Regions from separate parts of the Homo sapiens genome. Here region 1 is linked to region 2. A link is a contact called in ENCODE Hi-C or POLR2A ChIA-PET data. All regions are on one chromosome and are shown on one strand. Each heading gives the region's core, a stretch centred on a gene start or an enhancer-like site at or near the end of the contact. The rest is flanking DNA. Distances are from core to core; before and after follow the strand shown.

What was found. Hi-C counts contacts between places; a loop is a spot of excess contacts on that map. ChIA-PET counts read pairs that join two places held with the same protein, here RNA polymerase II (POLR2A).
Region 1: a map of endothelial cell of umbilical vein shows a loop between it and region 2 (4-fold over the local background). The contact joins the enhancer-like site here to the promoter of DNM3OS in region 2. A Hi-C loop is called at or near these places in 1 of 168 maps with a recorded cell type or tissue (endothelial cell of umbilical vein). POLR2A ChIA-PET finds 5 or more read pairs at or near these places in 2 of 52 experiments (GM12878 and IMR-90).

What each region holds. Positions count from the first base shown.
Region 1 is chr1:172,905,225-172,909,282 of GRCh38, forward strand. No RefSeq gene overlaps it. Among named protein-coding and RNA genes, the nearest start is that of TNFSF18, 140 kb to the right of the region's middle. RefSeq lists an enhancer at 1,599-2,798. Within about 2 kb of position 2,212, at least 8 of the 41 ENCODE cell types and tissues checked have a DNase peak (open chromatin) inside an H3K27ac peak, as active enhancers do; they include IMR-90 and endothelial cell of umbilical vein, where a contact is called at or near this core.
Region 2 is chr1:172,143,065-172,147,409 of GRCh38, forward strand. It overlaps DNM3OS (DNM3 opposite strand/antisense RNA), which reads right to left and starts at 1,771. Exons shown (of 4, transcript NR_103486.1): 1 at 1,590-1,771; 2 at 1,301-1,373. The region is part of intron 14 of DNM3 (dynamin 3); the gene reads left to right. MIR199A2 (microRNA 199a-2) reads right to left here and starts at 1,580; the gene lies at 1,471-1,580.

The sequences.
Region 1 (4,058 bases), core at 962-3,461, 760 kb after region 2:
CCAAATGTTTCTGGTGACCTATTCACTGCCAGGTTCAGGCTAGTTTGTACACCATTTTATCCTTTTTAACTCCAGTATAGCTTTGCATCAGTGAACTACCATCATCCTTTGTAACACTGACCTCTGTTGCTTGACTGTCTGCACTTGACTCTCCATTGATGGTGACCCCTACATTTACACATGCAAGAAGTTATCTTAGGTTATATTTTTCAGATCTCAGTAAGGGATTAGGAAAAGTAGGATAGAGAAGGGGAGAGGGTCAAGCAAGGATATAATTTCAGACAAAGCCCTCTAGAGAAGAGCTCCAATCTGATCCCAAAGAAAACTGGGCCGTTTGTTATGTAAGGCAGCTGGATTTTCATACTTCTTCACTGGTTAGTCATTGACTAATGGTGGGTGGATGTGGTAGGGTAATTTTTCCAGTACTTTTCTGGCTTTCTACTCTGGTAGGAAAAACAGCCCTACTAGTCAGAGGAGTATCTGAGGGGAGTGTCAGATGTTGGCATTAGAAGCAAAAGTACAAAGAAGCTGAGGAGGATGAATTGAAACATGAGGAAAGACTGGAGATCTGGGGAGAGAAAGCCAACGGTGTCTGCTAGAGGCTCAACATGAAACATTTCTATCAACGTTCAAGATAATTGTTGTGCTTAACATGTATTCTTCTACTTTCTGGATCCAATTACCATCTCTTCAGAAAAGAATACAAATCTACATGTCCAGCCCTAAATATTACTGATTCCAAAACAGCTCTTCAAATATAAGCTGGAGATGTCTAGCAGGTAATTACCCATAAAGATCCAGCATCAAAAACAATGGACTAAATTAAATGGCTCAACTGTGTCAATGGACTTCTTGCCTCACCTAGTCTAACTCTTAAGACATCTGTAGAGCTGTCAGTGATTTTCTGGCCTCTGAGGAAAGGCTGATTTTGAGTGTGTTTGACTGCATCTCAAAGGAAAGAGAGAGAGGCTGAGAAATTCAAGAGTAAATAATGGGCATATGCCTGATTAAATGGATAAGCCCATTTGAATTTTATATTTGGCAGGGAGAAAAGCACTGGACACAATTATAGAATTTAACCAGCAATGCAAAACAACCCCAAAGTCCAGGAAATAGAGAACTTAGGAGAATCTTGCAAGAAAACATCAAATGTTAGGGTGCAGGTTGGCTGAAGCTTTCTGGAAAGGTAGCTAACTAGAAAAAGTGTTGAGAATGGATGAGGCAGATGCGAAAAGAAGAATCTAAAATCTTGGTAATATTTATCTTGGCTCAGATATCTTAATTACTATTGAATAAAATTGCATTATATAAATCTACATCAATTATGACACATTAATTAGAAGCAAAGGAAATTTTAAAACCATGTAGAGAATTCTATTTTCATGAAATTTTTACAAGAGATTTTTTTTTTATAAATGTCAAAACAGGTAGGGAACTATAGATAGGCAGATAATGATGGAGGGTGCAAATTTAGTAGTGACTAAACCATCAGGACATTCTATGGGGATGGCATCTCCATTTACAGGAACTAGATACCATGGCAGTAGAAAATCATTTACACATTCACTCTTGGAGCCTCAATGCTCTGATGAACAGGCTGGCTTCTCTCCAGTAGCTATGAGACTCAAATGAGATATTTGAACACTGCTCTTTAAATGTGCTAAATTCCTTCTGCCTTAGATCTTAAGCCACTGCTGATCTTCTTAGAACCACACACCGCAGGTGCTTCCCTGTGGAAACTGCAAATGTTTACTCTGTCTTCCACCTTTGAATGACTTAGAACATGTTGTGGCTAAGGTTCATTCGTTATCAACATTCAGAAACTGCCATTTCCTTTTCTACCTGCAAAGCCTAATAATAACTTTTTAAACTATTGCTTCCTTTGCATATTCACCATACATCCTGCTTTCAGATGTGGAATCTAAAACCTTGCTGAGAAACTGCCTCCAATGTTGCTCCCTTAACTTTCACTGTGGAAAACTCTGAAGGAAGTTGGCCGCACCATTTAATGGAAGCATGAGGAACTAGGTAAATTGCTTGCCCTTAATAAGCCTTCAGATTTTGAACTCTTCTTTCATCCTTGAGAGACAAAAATGCTATCATTAATTTAACAAAGCTCCTTGCCATCACTAAAGTTTTTTTATATTTCCTGTAGTCTCTTTCCTTTAGATATGTATGAAAATGGCTCCACTGTGACTCAGCAGATGGCTCCACTGTGACTCAGCAGATCTCCAGGATTTTCCTGTGTAGTTTCTGTTTTGGCTTTCATCTGGTGGGAACTGACTGCTACAGGACCGAGGCTTTTAAATCAAACCCAAATAACAAAATGTATTTAGAGCTGAAAAAGGTGGTGCCATCAGGCTGGGGTGGGGATGAGGAAGTGATTCATTACCCCAGTTGGAATGTAAATTCAATGAGTTTAATTACTAGTGGTGTCAAAAAAGGATTTTCACTGATAGCAATATTCTGTGTTTTTTTCTTAACTTTTATTTTAAGTTCAGGGGTGCATGTGCAGGTTTGTTGTATAGGTAAACTCGTGTGATAGGGGGTTTGTTGTACAGATTATTTCATCACCCAGGTACTCAGCCTAGTAGCTATTAATTATTTTTCCTGATCCTATCCCTCCTCCCACCTTCCATCATCTGTTAGGCCCCAGTGTCTGGTGTTGCCCCCAGTGTGTTCTCCTCATTTAGCCTCCACTTATAAGTGAGAACGTGTGGTATTTGGTTTTCTGTTCCTGCATGAGTTTGCTGAGGATAATCGCTTCCAGTTCCACCCATGTTCCTGCAAAGAACATGATATCATTATTTTTTGTGGCTGTATAGTATTCCATGGTGTATATGTACCACATTTTCTTTATCCAATCTACCTTTGATGGGCATTTAGGTTGATCCCATGTCTTTGCTATTGTGAACAGTGCTGCAATGGACATATTCATATGTGCATATGTTTTTATAATAGAATGATTTATATTTCTTTGGGTATATGCCCTAGCCAAGGCAATCCTAAGCAAAAACAACAAAGCAGGGGGCATCATGCTACCTAACTTCAAACTATACTACAGGGCTACAGTAAACAAAACAACATGGTACTAGTACAAAAACAGACACATAGAAAAATGGAACAGAATAGAGGGCCCACAAATAAGCCTACATAGTTGCAACCATCTGATCTTCAACAAAGTGACAAAAACAAGCAATGGAGAAAAGACTCCCTATTCAATAAATAGTGCTGGGATAACTGACTAGCCATATGCGGAAGATTGAAACTGAACCCCTTCCTTATACCATATACAAAAATCAACTCAAGATGAATTAAATACTTAAATAGAAAACCCAGAACTATAAAAACCCTGAACAATACCATTCTGAACATAGGAATGGGCAAAGATTTCATGACGAAGATGCCAAAAGCAATTGTAACAAAAGCAAAAATTGACAAATGGGATCTAATTAAACTAAAGAGCTTCTGCACAGCAAAAGAAACTGCTGAGCGAACAGACAACCTACAGAATGGGAGAAAATTTTAGGAAACTATGCATTGGACAAAGGCCTAATAACCAACATCTACAAGGAACTTAAACTTACAGGAAGAAAACAAACAACCCCATAAAAAGTGGGCAAAGAACATGAACAGACACATTTCAAAAGAAGACATACATGCAGCTAGAAAGCCTACGAAAAAAGCTCAATATCACCGATCATTAGATAAATGCAAATCAAAACCACAATGAGATACCATCTTACATCAGTCAAAATGGCTATTATTAAAAAGTCAAAAAATTACAGGTGCTGGTGAGGTTGTGGGAAAAAGGAACATGTATACACTGTTGGTGATGGTGGGAATGTAAATTAGTTCAACCATCGTGGAAAGCAGTGTGGCAATTCCTCAAAGAGCTAAAAACAGAACTACTATTTGACCCAGCAATCCCATTACTGGGTATATACCCAAAGGAATATAAATCGTTCTGTCATAAAGATAGCAATATTGTTAAAGCTACTCACTGAAGATTAGCAAAACTGTTAATTCAAGCCAAGAGTCGTTACTCATAAAAATTT
Region 2 (4,345 bases), core at 521-3,020:
TACTTAATGTTTTCTTTATACACATTTTGGGGTGATCAGAAGGGTAATTTTTAAAGTAAGTTGTTTTGACAAAAGAAAACTTAGGGAATCTTTTATAATAAAATATTTTGCTAAAGAGAACTTGAGTCAATTTTTGAATTGTTGCAAAATGTATAACTTAGAAAAGAATTTGTTCAGGAACCACTGTAACTTTAAAGGAGGACAAAAGAGATTATGTTTATTTTTCACAAACCCTGTAGAAGAGATGTTTTCATTATATAGAATTGTTTCGGAATAGAAATTAATGGGGGTTAAGAAAATTAGGGATGAGGCAATAACATTTTTCCAGAACTTTCTTTAAGGGGCCGACCTCTAAAGTTCAGCACAGATCACATTGCAATCCAGACTTGCTCTATTATTTTCTCTATTAGGATTTCATTCAGCTTGAGGGTTTTCTTCCCTCCCACCTTCCTCCCCCTCTCCCACCCTCTTTCACCTCCAGGACAGCTGGAAACTGACCAAAGAAAACTTCTGCCTTCGTTTACAAATTCCTTTTTTATCAGTGGGTTTCTAGACAAAGTGCCTTATTTTAAATGCTCAGAGAAGTGGAAGCATTGTAAGCTATAGGCAAGAGGGCTCAGCTGAGCAGCAATTATTAACCACTCTTTGATTTAAAAAAAATGTAAAACAGATATTTACAGGGGTATCTAAAGATAGAGGTTTTTATTCCCTGATTTACTCAGTTGCTGACTCAATAAGTTGTGGGTCGGTGCTCTTCTCTGGGCAAATCCCATCTGCATTGTCTGGTAGGCAAGACTTGGCAGGTTCTTCTTTTATTGTTAGGTACTATTATTCCTGTTGTTTATATTACAGAAGGAAATCTTCAGAAAAGCACTATCCATATAGCATTTAAAAACCAGCAAGTATTCTTTACTTTGGGGAAAAATGACTTCAGTCCTGGGATGTTAAAAGTTATACATACAGCCTTCATCCATATAAGTTTTTAAATCTTTGAATTATTATTAAACAATTCAAAAGTAGCCTCATTAAACTATTCTTAAGTGTCTGGAATGAGTTTTTTCATATTTCATTTTGAAGTGGGAAAACCTTTAAGAAAACACTTGAATTATCAATCTTCAGAAATAAAAAAAAAAAAAACAGTAAATCGCTATATACCACACACTTTTGCTCTTTTAAAATTAAATACATCTCTACCCATCACACATGTACCTCTGTTTCCCTTGCATGTTAACACAAATCATGGGCTCCCCACCTAGGTTCCCTTGGTCACAGACCAGGTGAGCAGTCAAGAAGGCCTTACCCGCTGGTCTTCCCTTCGGCAGTCTTTTCTCAGCAGTGTCCCCGAGGGCTTCTTGGTCCCTAGTGTGCAAAACCTGTGAAGAAAAACACTGGATATGAGATTCAAAAAAGGAGCAAACAAATGTCTTCTCCTTGGAAACAGCCCATTTTGTCCCCAGCGGTCCATGGCGTTGCTCTCCCTTGCCCAGTCTAACCAATGTGCAGACTACTGTACAACGGCATTGTCCTGAACAGGTAGTCTGAACACTGGGGCGACGGAGCAGGATCTCCAGAAGCTTCCTTCTATGTACTTAAAATCCTCTCCCGGTCCTCAGGAAAAGCCTCCCTTCCTGCACCAGGGGTTGCATTCAGCTTTCCCCCCTGAATTCTGCTGCGCTGACTGAGACACACTCAAGGGCTGTGATTTCCAGTCTTGACGTGGCACATTTGCTGCAGACTGGGGAACTGGCAATGAATTTAGGACCAGGAAAAGGGGGAGGGCTGGGCTGGAGAGTCCATATATGGGATGATGTCACCCTGGGGAGGTTTGGGTATGCGCTGTGCCGCTGGAGAGACCGCTAGAATCGCCTGCTCTCAGACATGGGTCTGTGCATAAAATGGTACCAGATGTTTTAGTGTAACGTTAAGCAGTCATTTCATCTTCAGGCCAGATTTTTTTCCTCAACTGGGCAGGAAGTGGGCCCCAGTATGGAAAAGCTGTAAAAAAAAAAGAGTCAAGATGTACAGTTCGGCTGTGGCCAACTGAAAGTGAGTTAGTGTAGAAGTACAAATTTACTGTCTGACCCAGGCTAGAGAAGTAATTTGAAGATAGAGGGTAGATGAAATAGTAAACAGAAAGTTGAACACTGGAAGGCAGAGCTCATTTGGAAACCTTTTTGAGCTTTCCTGTGGCACTTTATTTTCTGGTATTTCACTCGTCAAAAAGGGCAGATAAGTTTCTGTCTGTCTGTCTGTCTGTCTGTCTCTCTCTCTCTCTCTCTCTCCCCCTCTTCCCCTCTCCCTCCCTCTCTCTCCCTCCCTCCCTCCTTCCCTCCCGCTCTCTCTCTCTTTCTCTCCTTCTCTCTCTCCCTCCTTCTCCTGTCTGTTGAATCTGTCAGCAGCTTGCAGGCTGCTCTAGACTTGAACAGTAATTATAGCAACTTCCTGAAAGTGAAGCCCCCATGAAAAGTCTGGAGAAATGTTCTTTGTCATGGCCTCTACATGAGTAATTAGTTCCACATGTGGCCTTCCTAGTTTCCCTCAGCTATTTTGGCTGGGTCTCTGAATGCTGTGCTATAGTTTGACCTAAAGAAACGTTACAGTTTTTGTTTGAAGCATCCACTACGAAACAACGACTCAGGTCTTCTAACAAATCGCCTCTGGTAGATCCATGCTGTTAGGTATAGCATTGTTTTTCACTTGTAATTCCTGATTCTGTTTTGATACTTTTGTTTTGTTTTCATGGTATTCTGTGGCTTAGTTTTATCTCTGGTTAACTAAATCTGTTGAAATTTGCCAAGTACCGCTTGACCAAAGGTTATAAGATATCAGCCCACTGGCATCTACTTTTCTTTCCCTGTTGTGGCTGTTTTCAATTATATATACTCTTGAATATTCTGAATATGTAGTTCTCTCACTTTCCCTCCATAGGATTCTGATCAAAGCTAGAGTCGCCTCAAACAAGAGCTTGATTAATTGCCCTTCTGAAGATCAAAATGTGAGAAAATTTCTAGGTAGCTTCCAAATTTAATTTGACCAACCAGACTAAGAAACTTAGCCTTCTTTAAAGAAAGTACAGCCAAAGCAATTCATTTCCACTGGCCTTCTGAAATACTTTTTAGAAGTAGAAAAATATATCTCTTTTTTATACGCTGCATTGTATATTTCAAAAAGCTTCAAGTGAGTACTGTCCTAAAGCATTTGCTTTTCATAAAATGGCCTCTTTTGAATCATTAAATAGCACACTACTGAAGAGTTCAAAAGTTATGACAAGCCCTTGTTATCTTGTGAGGAAGATTAAATAAGATAAACATGAATTATCTGGCATCTTAGGATGGAACAGAGGTTAGCACTGGGTACACCATTCATAGAAATATTTATATCATCAATAGGAGTCAGAGGAATGACTTTATATCTCTGTACTTTTGCTTCCATATTTGTGTCTTTAGGACCTATTCAATAGTGCTTGCACAAGCCCATAAGACTCACCTCCCTTTTTTCCCTGTCACTGCTTGCATATTACTGGAAATGATCTAAGTGTGACTAAATACAATCTAATACTTGTATTATATGTGGATACCAACTCCATTCTTTTCAAAGTATCTGTGTGTTTACTCACATGAAGTCCTCATAGAGGAGCCATAAACCACTGAACCAGTAGTCAGCCAGTATTCCAGGTGTAGACCTGCTTCTGCCACAGAAAGTGAAAGCCTTTTTTTCTGCCCACTTTCATTTATGTCCATAAGACATGCCTTGGAAATTTTTGTCAAGGCAAACAAAAGGTGGTTTTGATCAGACTGCACCATGATTTCACCTTAGTCTGTACATCTATATGCCCTCAAATGGTTCTACTACCTACACCAAATAGAATCTTACAATATTTCCATCAAGTGACTTAACTTTATACTAATCATTATGACTCGTGAAACATTTTAAGGAATTTTCTCCAGAGACAGCTATAGAAATTGAGTTCCCCTTAGAATATATGTCCATCTCCTTGAGTTTCCAGTTAACTGAAGTGTTTGTGGGTGCTCTTGCCTCCAAATAGTTCAACGAATATTTATTCTTGCCTACTCACCTGCTAGTCACAATACCAGCAACTGGGCATACAAAGATTAAGACCTGACTCCTGCCCTCAAAAAGCTCACACTTACATAAAAAGTTAGGAATACACATCTGTTACCAAGTGCAGTTTAAAAAGTTGGTCATTCTGCTCTGAAAAGTCCTTGGCATTGATTTGGAAATGCCTTAATAACTTTTCTTACGTCTGTAAAGTTATCACTTGAATACCCAAAATGTATTGGGCCCTAGAAAGCAAGGTTGGACATGACAAATCCTTGACTTTGAG